Regions from separate parts of the Mus musculus genome. Here region 1 is linked to region 2. Evidence: chromatin loops called from intact Hi-C (ENCODE). Cell type or tissue: heart. All regions are shown on one strand.

Region 1 (8,000 bases), 250 kb after region 2:
CAAGAGTTTTACACTTAGTATTAATAGCACCAGGGTTGTTAACTCTTGACACGCCTCAAGAATAATGTAGTGTCACTGACCCCAAAATTCTCTAGGCCTTGTTAAATTATCTATGTCTGGAGACTTTCCATTTATCAGTATAGTATACTAATTTGCTCTTGGCATGGGATGTAGTCTGTAATATGAATTTTTATCTCAGTGAGAATTTTAGACTCTTTCTGCAGACAACTGAATTAATGGCTAGTGCTTTATTGTTTTATGGTAGTGCTTAATTAGTTACTGAATAGGTTAAACTCCTTGCTGCTAACTGGAATCTAAGAACACTGGGAAAAGGCTTTAGCTATGTTAGAATTTAATCTTAAAAGTCATTTACTATAAGGTAATACTATATAGAGTGCACGTGGATCCATACACTAGGCTAATGTGGATTTGGAAAATTAATTTTATGAGTTAAGGGAATAGCCAAAGATCCAGGAGTAAGTTTCCTTGAAACTCTTTCCTCATGAGAAAGCTTTCAGATTTTCATCTGTCAAGCTGACTCCACTGGAGTCCCGTGGCAGAAAGGGAGACACAGACAGAAAGCAAGGCTGAACCCACCAGGTCATATTCAGGCTCGTTGCTTCTGTCTGGTGTCTAGGCTAGCATAATAGAAGCTCCAAGCAATAGGGCAGATGGGGCTGGAGAGATTACTCAGCAGTTAAAAGCACTTATTGCTCTTTCAGAAGACCCACGTTCGAGTCCCATTACCCACCTGCTCACAACCATCTACAACTGTAGTTCCAGGGTTTCTGATGCCCTCTTCTAGCCTCTGCAGGCACTGCAGTGCATGTGTATACTTTTGTTACATAGCCCCATGGCTGTTTTTCTGTTATGTGTCTTACCCTGCATCTTAACTTGAGGAGGGTACGAGTGACTGCTTAGGCCCTAGCGATGCAATGGCTCTTGGGATGGTTAAAAAAAACATGTCCTTGATTTAATTATCCGTGAAAGCGCCACATGTTGTGAATTGTTACCAGTGAACTGTGTACATGACCTAGCTAAATTTCAACCTCACCCTAGAGTTTGACGACAGGATGCCCAAAGGCCAGGAGTTCCTCTTTCGATGACTTATTCAACCCTGGGTAGCTTTAAAGTGACTGCCAGAGCAGCCAGCAGATAACCTCCAGGTTCATTATATTCTAATTTCCGTCCTAAGTGACTCAACTACTGCAGAGACGACAGGAAGTGTCAGACCATCAAGGAAGCAAAGGAGAGGCATGCTCAAGTTCCGGGAATCTTCTCTTGCTCCAGGAAAGGTCACCGACACTCGTCCCCTGGCATCCCCTCCCCCTACTGTCCTTGTCCTGGTTTTGTGTGTGTGTGTGTGTGTGTGTGTGTGTGTGTGTGTATTTGACCATGTGATCTGGGAGGAAGGCTTCCAGCTCTGTTCACTCGTCACCTTATGAACATGCTGCCTGTGTTCAGTTTCCCTTTTGCAATTTGACTTTGAAAACCTCAACAAAGAGCCCCACCCTGAGGGTCCCTTCCTCACTAGCATCTCTAGCAACCCTAGTAGCAAACAAACCCTAAATTCTCAAACTATATATTTAAGACCTTTTTAACAGTAAAATATCAATTTGGAGATAGTCAAATGGAAGCTTTCAGCGCTGGCCTCTGCTCCTACAAGAAAGAGTGACGAACGCGTTGGAGTTGCATGGCTGAAGGGGAGCGTGGGAAGGGGAGACAGAGGGACTCTGCAAGTCCCTGATACCTTGGACAGGAGCCTAGGCAATGCAGTAAGCCACACTGGCACTAAGCCCTGCAGGACGCTGCTCACATCACAGGGAAGGGCTTGACAAGGGAGGCCCAGCAGATCCTGCTGCACAGGTGACACTAATAGCCAGAGGACAGTCCAACAGTTGTCACAGGCTTAAAGTGAGTTAGGGGAGCTACCTGGATCCTGCAGTTTTGCCTCAGAGGAGAAACTCACATTACCTTCTGATACACTTACACCATCAGAGCCACTGTCGGAATTCGGTTCCCTGGAGGAAGGACACCGCTTACACCATCTTCCCCGGGGTCACCATCACACCAGAGTCTGGGGCTCCCTTCCCACATAGACTTGGCAGTGTAACCATGACTCCAACATCTCACTTCTGACTATAGTAGGCAGACATTTCATTTTAGCAGAGATATGGCCACTTGGAAGATCTGAGTTAGAAAAGACCTATTCTCTGGGGCTTGAGACTGGTCCTGCATCTGCCACTGCCTCTATTTCAGATGTCAGCCACCCCTTGGCTCTTGTCACTTCTAGGTCTGAGGACACTCATTTCTCATTCCCTGTGTTCCTAGGACCACCATTACCAGAGGTCTAGTGGTATCCAAGGGAATACAAAGAGTAGATATGTCTCTAAGCAGACACACTTACACATATACATGCAACACAGACACACATGCATACACACACAATGTAGATAAATACAACACACACATGCATGTCTCTCTCTCACACAGAGACACCCACCCCTGTGGGTGCATAGAATATGCAAAATTAGGTTATGCGTCTGTATGTTTGCAACAAGCACAAGAATGCCAATGTTTGAAATACAGCACCACTCAGAGGAGTAGTTAACAGAACGTGACAGTAAGGCAGCTGAGAACAAGTGATACGGCATTCTATGCCTGATGACTGAAGACTTAGTCAGAACCTCAATCCTCCTCAACAGAGGCACAGTTTTAATACAATGTATTTCCAATTTCCAACAGTAATGTGCATATCAGTAAGATTAGTCTGAAAGGTTTGTACAAAGGGAACCACAGTAGAACGGCTAACGCAGTTGACAAGAATAAAGTCATAGGTAAGGTCGGTCTACTCATTTTTGAGACTTACGTAACTATAGTACTCAGAATTAAGACTAAGGAGGAAAGAATACACAGAGCAGTGGAACAGTGTAAGAGCAACACAGCCAGAGCTCTTGACTCTAGCTGCATATGTATCAAAAGATGACCTAGTCGGCCATCACTGGAAAGAGAGGCCCATTGGTCAGGCAAATGTTATATGCCCCAGTACAGGGGAATGCCAGGGCCAAAAAATGGGAATGGGTGGGTAGGGGAGTGGCGGGGGGGGGGGGACTTTTGGGATAGCATTGGAAATGTAATTGAAGAAAATACGTAATAAAACAAAACAAAAAAAAAAAAAAAACAACAACAACAAAAAAAAAAAAGAGCAACACAGCCATGTCACAGCCGTCTCCGGAAAAAAAAAAAAGATGTAATGTTTTGTTTTATTTTATTTTATTTTATTTTATTTACATGGTGTTTTTTTGTCTGTGTACCTCATACATCACTGCCTATAGTGGCCAGGAGAGGGTGCCAGATCCCCTGCAACTGGAGTTACAGATGGATGTGAGCCAACATTTGGGTCCTGAGAATCAAACCCAGGTCCTCTCTCTGCATGAACAACCACTGATCTTAACTTCTAAGCCATGTTTCTAAAAATTTGGTATCTATGGGTTCTGAAAAAGAAACTTGCCTCATGCCTTGTATAAAAATTACCTTAGAATGCATACTAGACTAATGTCTAAAATATGAATCTGTGGAGCATTCAGGAAAAAAAAATGGAAAGATTGTCAGTATGAAGAGATAGTCAGGCTGGGTGTTGGTGGTGAACACCTTTAATCCCAGCACTTGGGAGGCAGAGCCAGACACGTCTCTGAAAGTTCGAGCCAGCCTGGTCTACAGAGTGAGTTTCAGGAAAGCCAGGGCTACACAGAGAAACCCTGTCTCGAAAAACCAAAACACAAATAACAACAACAAAAGAGATCGTCAAAGAATTCTCAGACTTCAACCAAAAAAGCACAATCTACACAAAGAATAATGAATAAACAAACTGCAGAAAATTAAAAACTTCAGCCGCATGAGGGGAAAGGGGAACTCAGTTGTCTCCTGGATACACTGTATTCAAGCCACGTTTCACCCCAAGTGATGGTGAGCTTTTTTTTTTCCAAAATTAGACAAAGAAATACAATTGAAGCACAAAAATAGGAAACTGAAGTTAATACCAGGAAATAAAACAATAAGAATGAGCATAATGAAGCATTTTAAATTAAGACAAGAATACTAATCTTTAAATCTGTTTATATTTGTAAAACTCCAAGAAAAAAATTTTTAAGAAGAATCACAACTATGTACATAATTTTTTGTTGCTGTTGTTTTTTTCCTTAATCATAGTAATTCTGTTGCTAGGGGGGAAAGGAGGTTGGAAAATACTCATAATTTAGTGTTAACTCTTTTTTGCTTTTTAGACATTTGAGATTGTTACGTTGTTTTCCTTACACCTGTAAAGAGAAAAATAGAAACCACTTGGTGCAGAGAAGCAGCACAAAACCCCACGCTCCACCCGAGTTAGTGTTTAGTGTTTAAAGAGAGCGCCCTCTAGAGGTTATCTAGGGAACAACAACACATGACATTTTTCGGTGAAACAGAATGATGGACCTGGGACTTGGAATTCTTTCCATAGGTGAATGGCCGTCATGTTGCAGAACTGCACCCGAACTCTCAGAGTTCCCGCCCCAGAGTTATGTAAAATGCTGCCTTGGCAGAGGGTATAGACAGAGCGAAGAATTGTTCAAAGTCATCTCAAAGTAATCTAATCAAGATTACCAAAGTTTTCTTGAGCCTAATATAAAAGAACGAAAGATCTGGAAAAAAAACGTAGAAGTCCCATAGAGTCCAGCAATCCATTTCTGGACTTACATTCTATTAAATTAAATAGAACCTCAAAAGGCTATTTAAGCACCCATGTTTGTTGTAGCATTATTCACAATGGCCACGAGGTGGAAACAAATCAGATGTCCCTCACCAGGTGAAAAGATAGTGTTTTGTATGGAACAGAACAGAGGGACCCGCCTCTCCTCGGGCTAGAGCAGAGATAACGTGGAAAGCAATGGTTCTCAACCTGTGGGCTGTGGCAGAGACAAACAACCCCTCTCTGGCAGCTGGCAGGACCGCCCTTGTGGCTGCCACAGATGCCTGGAGAAAGCTACACTAAGACTACAGCTGTTTGCTGCTGAAACTGCCTTCCCCCCTCATCAAAGCACATTTCTAGCCATCCCATCTTGCACAGCTCCCTCTGGCCTTTCTGCCACCACAATCTATATAATGTTACACGTCTATTTTCAGGGTTTGACCACTTGGTATTGGATAACCAATTAATTAGTATGCTCTTCCCTGGAGAAAAGTGTTTCTCTTGCTCTTAGTATTTCTTAGTTGTCTGTAGATCTTTGTGCAGGGTTGTTCTTATGCCCAAAGGTAAGTTTAGTCCTTACCACTCATGAAGAAGAAATATATATTTGCAACAAATAGAGGTCACTACATAATACCATAACCAATCACAATGCAGAGGAACCCAGTCCCAATGGATACATTCACAACACACTCCGACACCTAAGGCTCAGAGATCATTGTGGAAGAGGTACCTGAAGGATTACGAACCAGGGGATCAGGGAGTTTGCTGTGAGACTGTGTCTCCTATGTCAATGCAACACCCATAAAGTCTCCCTGGTGTCCCTGCCTAAGCATGAGCAAGGACATCAGTGGACTTGCCAAGGCAAATAGGGGAAGCCCATGAGGCTTGAACCCTACACAGTTTTCTTTTTAAGTAGAGGGGATTGAGCTGATAGCACAAAGGCAAACACGCAAATAAATAAAAAGCCCAAATGTCAGTAACAGTGAGAGGGGGATGAAGCATCTCATGGTGAGAGACTGGGGCTTATTAGAAATGACAGAGGGGGGCTGGTGAGATGGCTCAGTGGGTTAGAGCACCCGACTGCTCTTCCGAAGGTCCAGAGTTCAAATCCCAGCAACCACATGGTGGCTCACAACCATCCGTAACAAGATCTGACTCCCTCTTCTGGAGTGTCTGAAGACAGCTACAGTGTACTTACATATAATAAATAAATAAATCTTTAAAAAAAAAAAAAAAAAAAAAGAAATGACAGAGGGGACAAAGGAAGGAGACAACAAAGAACAACAGAAATAGAGGGTAGGGAGAAGAGGACAGACAGACAAGGAAGAAGAAATATAGACATGTGTAAAGAGACAGAGAGAGGAAACTGTGGGTGTTAGCCACAGGAAAATGTCTAGGAAGCAGCCAAGCATCATTTGCTGCATTAGTCAGGGTTCTCTAGAGGAACAAAACTTATAGAATGAATACACACACACACATATACACACATATATTCATACACATTTATGTATATACATATACATACATATAATACACACACATACATATGCATGCATGCTGTGGTCCAGCTAATCTAACAATAGCTGTTTACCAACTGAAGGTCTAAGAATCCAGTAGTTGTTCAGTCTACAGGGCTGAATGTCTCAGCTGGTCATCAGAATGTCAAAATCCCAAAGAAACAGGATCAAATGGCAGTAAAGGAATGGACTGGACAGTGAGAGCAAGAGCCAGCAGGCCAAGAGCAAGCTTCTTTCTCATGAACTGCATATAGGCTACCGTCAGAAGGTGTGGCCCAGATTAAAGGTGGATCTTTTTAAAAGATAGTTTTTTATTTTATGCATGAAAGTACACTGTTGCTGTCTTCAGACACACCAGAAGAGGGCATTGGATCCCATTACCGATGGTTGGGAGCCACCATGTGGTTGCTGGGAATTGAACTCAGGACCTCTGGAAGAGCAGCCAGTACTCTTAACCGCTGAGCCATCTTTCCAGCCCCTAATGATGGATCTTTCCACCACAAAATATTTAATTAAGGAAAAAAATCCTCACAGCTGTACCCAGCAAGTGGGTTTTAGTTAATTCCAGATGTAGTCAACTTGACAACCAAGCATAGCCATCACCATGGGCCAAGGGCCCTATTGCCACAGGGCTGACAACAAGACTTTAGCCACTGTAAAGAGCCAAGGACACAGCACCCTAGATCTGGAAGGCAACATGCCAGCTGCAAAAGGAACTGAAAATCTCAACGTCCACGTCTCACCCAGGGCTGCAAAGCTAAGAAGCGCCATGCTTGCATTTGACTACAGTTGTCCAAGGGGCTGCTTGGAGCGACAGCTCTCTGGCTGTTAAATGCCAGGCCATTAGTAACTGGAGCCTAGAACAGAAAATGTCTAAGCTCAATATTTTGAATTGTAAGCCTCTAGTTTCTAATGCCTGGAATTCAGAGTCTCTCGTTTCCAGGATTTGGTGCTATATGCCTGTCTGCCAGCTGCCTAGCACTCCAGGGCCCAGGGCTACCAACACTGCATGAACCACTTACTGCCAACACCAGGTTTCCATCCAAATAGAGCAAAAGAATCCCATTCTTGCCAGGCAGTGGTGGCACATGCCTTTAATTCTAGCACTGGGAAGACAGAGGCAGGTGAATCTCTGTGAGTTCAAGGCCAGCCTGGTCTATAGAGTTAGTTCCAGGACAGCTAGGGCTACACAGAGAAACCCTGTCTCTAAAAAACAGAAAACAAAAAACAAACAAATAGCCCCATCCTACTCACTGGTAATAAACACACAAATGGATTATCATTCCACATCTATAAGAAGGAAATACTTTCACATCTGTCTACACAAATGAACACCGAAGAAACTCCACAAAGACATTCTGCTAAGTGAAATAAGCCAATCACAAAAAGAATAGGAAATGATGATGCCCAGGTCTAGGAGAAAGGATGTCACTGTTCCATTTCCGTTTTTGCAAGATTGTAGGGTTCTGTAGACTTACTGCAACCATCTCGAATACAGTCAACATCGCTGAGCTGTACTGCTGAACTGGCCAGGACTGCAGCTACTTCCCTAGCCTGTGGGTTGTGAGTTCACATCTCCTCTGGTTTGATGTAATCCCGTTTGCCCATCTTCATGTCTGTTGCCCTTATGACCTTTCAGCATCATATCCCAGAAGTCTTTGCACAGACCAATGTCATGAACGCTTTCCTGTTTTCATGGAGCTATTTCATAGTTTTAGGTCTGTGTGTGCATGCAGTTGCATACACAAGTTGTGTGC
Region 2 (8,000 bases):
GAAATCCTGGGGATTGGGCCCAAGGTTTTGGGCATGCCAGGGAAACTCTCTACCGCCAAGTCATGGCACCTCCAGCCCAACTTGCAACTCTTCATGGCCCTGGAATATAGCCACACAGTCTCTAAATATGTTGATTATGTAGTTCTATCCGTAAGAGATCTCTGAGCCCGTGATATGGGATTACTTGCCCCTCGAAGGTCCCAGGGCTTCTCGCCTCCTGGGACTTACATTGTGTGTGGTTCTTTTCCATGATAAGGAGGGCTGACCTGGGAGACCAGAGGACGGCATGGAAATGATGGGCTGTGTGGTGCTAAGCCCACTGCCGTCATGTCAGGAGGACATTCAAGCAGCCTCGTGGACAGGCCTGTGTGGTGAGGAACAGAGGAGTCTAAGCAGCAACCCACAGTAACTTGCCTGTCCTATGAGTGAGTCACTTTGGCAGTTGATTTTCCAGCCTTAGTCCAGTCTTTCAACAAACACAGCACTGACTGAGATCATGGTTGTGTCCTCAGGAGAGATTATTCTGAGTCAGAACCAATGGTCGAAGCCGCACTTTAACCTTTACAGTGGAGATGGTCTGTGTTTATTGTTTAAGTTGCTAAGTTGTGGGGTACTTACTTTGTGGTAAATGACTGGTACACATATCCAATGGGATATATATATACATATGTATATATACTATGTTATATGTTATATATTATACTTATACATAGTATATGTATAATATATATTATAAAATGTATCTCTCTAAATAGAAATCTATTGAAAAGGGATGAAAAACTACACACACACTCATTCATACATCCACAATCCACACTTAACATTTATTCAAGCATGTGTGTTAACATTAGTCCAGTACTGCTCTCTGATCCATGAGCTTAGGGCATGGCTCTCAGGTATGAACTGTATTTCAAAATGCCTTCTTCCAGGACAATATGCAAATAGAAAGATGCAAAAATCCTGAGTTTACAGCATTTTCCAGTTTTACAAGCTAGGGCTGAGGTCTCTCTAGCACTGAGAGAGCAAGAGGCTCGGTGCCCCCTGCTAGTCCCTACCTCTATGAGTAGAGCTACTATTCAGACTGGATCTGTATCTGTTTGCTTGCCAGAATAAACTAGATTGTAAGTGGCAAAATCAGAGAGTGTTAAATTAATGGCCCAATTTTCACCAAAATCGCTGGCAGCAAGCCCGGTTCATGTAAACATGCGGATTTTTAGGACACAGACAAGCAAGGACGCACAGAGTAGTTGGATTTATGTAAGCGGCACCTTCCTGAATAGCTCACAGGCTCTAGACGGCCACAGAGGCCACTCCTCACTGTGGAGCCTAACAGGAGGAGGATTATATGTTGAATATTGCTCTTGTCCCAAGCCTGAGTTCTGACAGGCCTCTCTGAAGCTCTCAGGACCATGAGGGGCCATGTTTAAGCCTCTCTGGGGATTTGGGGACCTGGTGCGTGGGACAGCTAAGGATCCCATTCTGAGTGAGGTGCTGGAGGCAGCACACAGGTCACTGAGTTGGGCTGCCCGGGTGTTAGTCTGTGCTCTTCTGTGTAGTATGGCTTTGAGAAGCCCTTGTCTTCCAGAGCCTCAGCTTTCTTGCCTGCAGAATGGGTTGTTCTCTGGGGATGAGAAAGGTTGAAGTCCTGGGGCATATGGTAGAATCAGTGATTTCTTGGCCCTGATCCTAGAGGGGAGCTGCTCCTCCTGTTACCACTGCGCTGCTTGGAGGACTACCATAGAGTGAGTCAGTCAGGTTAGGGCTGAGGAGCCTGGAGCTGAGACCCCAGGAATCTACAGCTTGCAATTATAACACTGAGGTCACAGGGCAGGATTGGGCAAGAGCGGGGAATCAGTTGGTGCCTCTGATCCTGGTCAGGGATATTTGGAGATACGGACAATTCTGGGAAATTCAGGACCGAAAGGGGGAGGGCTCTGAGGGCAAGCAGCAAACTGTTCCCTAGCCTTTTAAGGCCTGTCTCACCCACAAAAAGGTAACAAGTATTGAACATGCGGAAGTGCATGCGTAGATGTGTGTGCCTCTGTGTGTGTGTGTGTGTGTGTGTGTGTAGACTCCCCTTTTCTGAGAAATAGAATAGAGGTCACCCATGCCTTCTTTCCTCCCCTATACCTCCCCAGTTCCAAGTCTACTCCTACCTCTGTTTATGGTTCAAAGTCCCGGTGTTGGTGATGCCAGGTTCAGCGTGCTCGGACACACATGGGCCCTGGATGGACCCTGTCCCCTCCCCTCCCATTGCCCAGGGCTCTTCACCTGGTTCTTCAGGCTTCAGCCCCCTCCTTAGCCTGGGCTCTTCGTGGTGCTGAGGGACCTTCAGTAAGTACAGCAGGAGGAGAAGGGATGGGTGACAGCCAAGAGAGAGTGGCTGTATGGGTTCACATGCGCAGTGTGTGTGAATGGGAGAGGAGAGATTTTTCTTAGACAGAATGTAGCCTTGGTTAGTCTGGAATGCACTCTGTAGACCAGGCTGGCCTCGAACCTACAGAGATCCACCAGACTCTGCTTCCTGAATACTGGGATTAAAAGCATGTGTCATCATGTCCAGCTAGAGGATAGATTTTTGGATGTCAGGCTTGGGAGCAGATAGGGTTAGGGGAGACAGAAAGTATGTCCACCTAGTCAGATGTAAAAGGGAACTGGACTTCATCCAGCTCTGAGTCTGTTAGCCTCGGCCTCAGCTCTAAAGGCTCTAAATTTGGCTGTCCTAGGTCCGGATCCAGTGCCATCATGACAAAGGATTATCAAGATTTCCAGCACCTGGACAATGATAATGACCATCATCAACTCCGGAGAGGTGAGAGGTGCTCCCTTTCAGAGAGGCGAGGGGTTCTCCCCTCTGGAGGAGAACATCAGTGGCTCTGTCCCTCCGACTCAGCTCCTGTGTCCTGTGGAGATCCCTAGCTCTGTTCCATACACTCAGAAAACAGTGGCTGCATCACTCTTGCTGGGACATAGGGTACAGGGCATAGTGTTGGCATCCTCAGTGACAGATGTCCAAGCTTCCTCCCAATGTTACCCATTTCTCAAGACCCCAGGCAGAGGGTGGCTCCAAGGTGTGGGGCCTACTGAAGGTCGGGGGCATGAGCTTATTGTCAGCCCCGTCTGAAGTTAGGTCCCTTTCTTCTTCAGTTTCAACAGTGTGTATGTGGAGGTGGAGGTGGGGATGGGAGGTGATCAGGATCAGTTTGACTTAAGGGACCCTTGGAGAGGGGGCTGAGGGTCTCAGCACGGATGAAAGATGAAGCATCTGCTCTCCCTACTTTGTCCTCTGAGCAGGGACTGTCGTGTGCCTGTACAAACAAATACAGAGCTCTTGAGGTATCCCAGGTGGGCAGTGTGCTTTTATGCAGGAAGGAGCACAGGAGGGGAAACGGGGCGGGGGGGGGGGGGCAGGAGGGAAAGCCCGCAGGCCAACCGACAGGACTGAGTGTCATTTTCTCCCTTGGTGGGAGAGGCTCACCTTTTCTCCTTGCATGCAACCAAAGACGCACAGGATTCACGGAAAGAGGAGGAAACCCACCCTTCCCACACTTTGGTGGAGCAATGACTCCCCAGGCGTGGTTCATCGTCTGTAATGACAATATTATGCCACAGGGTGGCAGCAGAGGTCCAGGGCTTCGGGAATGCTAGGGCAGGTCAAAGCTTTGCACTTCTGATAACCCCCTTTCTTCCCTATCTTTAGGTCCTGCAGGGTTGTCCACGGCCCACATTTCTTAATCTATACGGCCCCTCTTAGTCTACTGGAGAGCTTAGTTTGCGCTCTTCCTAATACCTCGGGATTTAGGTTGGCCCAGGTAGTGAACTCTTGATACGCTCTCTTGCAGGGCCGCCTCCCACTCCACGGCTCTTGCAGCGACTCTGCTCTGGATCCCGCCTCCTCCTGCTCTCCTCGAGCCTCAGCATTCTGTTGCTGGTGGTTGTCTGTGTGATCACATCCCAAAGTGGGTGGCCAGGGCTGGGCAGAGAAAGGGGGCAACTTCGGGTGTGTGTGAGCAAGCGGTGGGTGCGGTGGTTGGTGGACACAGACAACTTATTTTTCTCTACCCACATCCTCTCTTGCTTAGATTCCCAACTCCGGGAAGATCTGCTGGCTCTAAGGCAGAATTTCAGCAACCTCACTGTGAGCACTGAGGACCAGGTCAAGGCCCTGAGCACCCAGGGTGAGGGGGACTGGGTCTGGGGCCTGGGTCTGGGTGAGGGGTGGTGGGGTTGTCAGGACTTTGAACAAGTTTATCCTCTAGGAAGTAGTGTGGGAAGAAAGATGAAGTTAGTGGAGTCGAAGCTGGAAAAACAGCAGAAGGATCTGACTGAAGGTGAGGATGGGGCGGGGGGGGGGGAGGGAAGGGGGAGGGGAGGGGAAGGGGAGGGTGAGGGGGGAAGGGAAGGAGGGGAGAGGGGGGAGGAAGAGGGAATGAGGGGCAAAGGGTAAGAGGTTAGGGGGAGAAAGAGGGAAGGGAGAGGGTGAGGGTGAGAGAGAGAGAGGAGGGGGAGGTCAGGTGGGGGGAGGGGTCTGACATGGGGCCAAATCTCGCAGCCTAGATCAAAGTTTTGGCTAGGGAGCCTGTGATGATTGGTTGTTCTCCAGTGTTCACACTCACCTCATTTCTTCCTTCTTCCTCCCCTCTTCTCTCTGCCTCCTCCTGTCCTCTGCCACTCCCCCCCATCCCCATCCCCCCGGCCCCCAGATCACTCCAGTTTGCTACTGCACGTGAAGCAGTTAGTGTCTGACGTGCGAAGCTTGAGCTGCCAGATGGCTGCATTTCGGGGCAATGGTGAGGGATGGGGGTACTAGTCCCACTTTCTTGAGCACCCCACCCTGGCAGCAGCTCAGCCCTTCACCCTGCATTCCCTCACCTCAGGCTCTGAAAGGACCTGCTGCCCCATCAACTGGGTGGAGTATGAAGGCAGCTGCTACTGGTTCTCCAGCTCTGTGAGGCCTTGGACTGAAGCTGACAAGTACTGCCAGCTGGAAAATGCCCATCTGGTGGTGGTGACCTCCAGGGATGAGCAGGTGAGGCCACGCTGAGCTGGGTTCTTCTGGGATGCTAGATGGTGGAAAGGAGAGGTCACTAAGTCTGCTTCTTTCCTCAGAACTTCCTCCAGCGCCACATGGGCCCCTTAAACACTTGGATTGGCCTAACTGACCAGAACGGGCCCTGGAAATGGGTGGATGGAACAGACTACGAGACAGGCTTCCAGTGAGTGTGGGTCTGCGGGCAGGGTAGCTGGTGTCATCCTGGGCCGGGGGTCTCAAGGCTGGCGACATGACTGAGAGTCTGATCTCCCGGGGCTCACAGCCATCTTCTGTCTCTAGGAATTGGAGACCAGAGCAGCCAGATAACTGGTACGGACATGGGCTTGGAGGAGGCGAGGACTGTGCCCACTTCACGACGGATGGCCGCTGGAATGACGACGTCTGCAGGAGGCCCTACCGCTGGGTCTGTGAGACAAAGTTGGATAAGGCTAATTAGGAACCTTCCTTCCCCTCATTTATATCCTTAATTCCTTGAGCTGCTGAGGTTTAGAACTGGTAGAGCCTACCTAAGGGTCTCCCCATCTCCAGGAACTCTCATGTAGGATTTTTAAAGGACCGGTAAAGAATGGTGTTTGAGAAATGGTGTATGATGCCTGGTGGTGGTAGGGGTGCGTATTGAAACCCAGCGCGCAGTTCTCTTCTGTCAGCTTGTTTTTTTTAGAGTAAAAGGAAGAGAAATAAAAGTTCATGAGCTGTCTGGTCATTGGGATTAGGAAGCAGGTGTGGGTTGGCTCATGTTAGGAAGGCTTCGGGTCAGCAGCCGAGCTGTGAAAACAGAATGAACTTTGGGTAGCACAGCCTGCTGGCAGCCTGGCTTCGCCGTGGACAGATACAGCAACGTGAGCTAGTTATTCTGTCCTAAAGTCTCAGTTGGAAGATGGGAGGATTTTTGACCTCTGTCTGCTGGGGGCAGGACCAACCACCAGGGAACTGCAGCCCCCCTGTGCTGAGTGCATCAGAGACTTGGAATGGAACACACTGGCCTGCGACACTCATCACAACGAACAGAAACTGCTTTGTACACTGAATAAACGCAGTGAATACCCAGCTCAGGATCACAGACACATGAATGCAAAGTTATATTAGTATAACCAAGGGTGGGAATGAGGGCAATTACAGATAACTTATAGACATGAATTACTAACAAAACAGGGCAAAATGTTTGCTCATAAATAACATGAAAATACAATATATAGTCATATGTATATATACATGTATATATATAAATGACATAATATGTATATATTTTTACAAATACACTGCAGGAAAATAATATTTTTCCTCTACAGAAGAGATTGGCAAATCTGACATCTAAAATTAGAAACAAGCACTAGGCCAGACTTGGATGAAATAGTTGAAGCATTTATAACAAGTAATTAATATCAGGACTATGAAAAACTATGAAGTCTCAAGAGGAAAACTCAACATGGAAATGTGAAAAGACACGGTCAAAAACATTTGTCACTTCAGGTTGAGGGAACTATTCCCCCTGTCCACAGGCAGCCAGCGGTCTCCAGCGGTCTCCCTTCCTCTTGCCTGCCTGATGGGGCTGCCGTGGGCTTGTGCTGGTGACGCTGCCCATTGGGGCCTCTTGACAAGGAGATTGTCTTCAGTATATGATACAAATCACTTACTTTGAAGTAATAGTTGCTGTATGTGGATCATTTTGATGATATTTAAATGGGCTAGAGAAACAGCTAATCAGTTAAGAAAGTGTATTGCTCTTCCAGAGGTCCCAAGTTGGGTTCCTGGCACCTACAACAGGCAGCCCTCAATAGCTTGTAGCTCCAGATGGGGGGGGGTCTGACACCCCTGAAGGCACCCCTGAATGCATGACCTACACTCGTGCAGACATATCCATGCTCACAGACCAAAAAGAAGAAAATCTTTTTTTTTTCTAAAAAAAAAAAAAACAATTTAAAGAACTTATGTGAAAGATGCAAACTGAAAGATAACCATACAGTCTGAGCCCATCTACATAACCACAGAAGAGAAAGAAAAGAAAAAAGAAAACCCTTAAATAGTAACTAATGGAAAATTCCATGGCGGCAGCGTGCGGATGCTTCATCATTTATCACGGGATGATCTTGTCTGATAAATTCATTGCAAGCTGTAAATGCATGTTGTATGTGTGTGCTTGCATGTTGTCATGTGTGGAGACCATAGGTTGATATTGAGTGTCTTTCTCCATTACTCTCTACCTTATATCTTTTGAGGCAGGGCCCCTCACTGAATCTGGCTAGACTGGCTGGCCGGCAAGTCCCAGGGATCCCCCAGTCTCTGCCTCCCTTTGCTGGGATTATTGTCAGATAATGCTGTGCTCAGGTTATTATTAATATTTTTCATTGGTTCTGACCCTTCTGTGGCAAGCCTTTTGCTGACTCGGCCATCTCTCCGGCTGGCACATGCATTTACGATACATCTAATCTACTGACCATTAGAAGTTACTCTCCGCAGGTGATAGAGGTCATTGTTGTCTCTCTTGATAGTGTGGCTGACTGTGTGCTGTGACTCTGTCACCGTCTGGTGACAACAATAGAGAAGCAAACTGGAGCAGGGATCCTGTGGCATAGTAGTGCTTGCCCAGGAAAAGATCTAAACTCAAAATCCAAAGAATGGATTGGCCTCATGCATGCTGTGTCTCCACCACTGTGATGTAGAAAAAAAAAAAAAAAAGGTAAGTCAAACCTTCTTACATCAGGGGCACTTCTGCAGCTGATGATAACGGCCAGTGTGGCCATTCTGCTCCATAAGGCATTCTCATCAGACAGCCCGTATGGAAGCCCTAATCCTCCCCAGACACTGCCTTAGTCCTGTTTACTATCTGAAATCAACTGTGCTTTGGAATGTAAAGTTGACAGGAGTAAAGAGTAGCTTAGATTTGGGGCGGGGCAGGCTGAGGAGGGCTATAGAGCTGGGGTGGGTGTGTACTTTGAGACTTTCAGCA

What was found. Peaks named below come from ENCODE experiments on the same cell type or tissue, not always from the same donor. Only the 100,000 strongest peaks of a DNase experiment are listed, where the experiment ranks them.
Region 1: it touches region 2 in a loop (2.2-fold over the local background); 3 of 42 quality-filtered maps call a loop at or near these places.

What each region holds. Positions count from the first base shown.
Region 1 is chr11:70,305,134-70,313,133 of GRCm38, forward strand. No RefSeq gene overlaps it. Among named protein-coding and RNA genes, the nearest start is that of Alox12e, 13 kb to the right of the region's middle. In heart, CTCF peaks have their summits at 3,343 (motif pointing right), 4,422 (motif pointing left) and 4,623; no DNase peak of the experiment used is centred here; H3K27me3 peaks cover 943 bases.
Region 2 is chr11:70,052,155-70,060,154 of GRCm38, forward strand. Asgr1 (asialoglycoprotein receptor 1) reads left to right here and starts at 2,201. Exons shown (of 9, transcript NM_009714.3): 1 at 2,201-2,334; 2 at 2,727-2,812; 3 at 3,843-3,959; 4 at 4,083-4,178; 5 at 4,260-4,331; 6 at 4,704-4,790; 7 at 4,878-5,029; 8 at 5,110-5,216; 9 at 5,333-5,741. The coding sequence starts at 2,746. The coding sequence ends at 5,489. In heart, a CTCF peak has its summit at 3,611 (motif pointing right); a DNase peak (open chromatin) is centred at 3,607; H3K4me3 peaks cover 645 bases; H3K27me3 peaks cover 2,736 bases.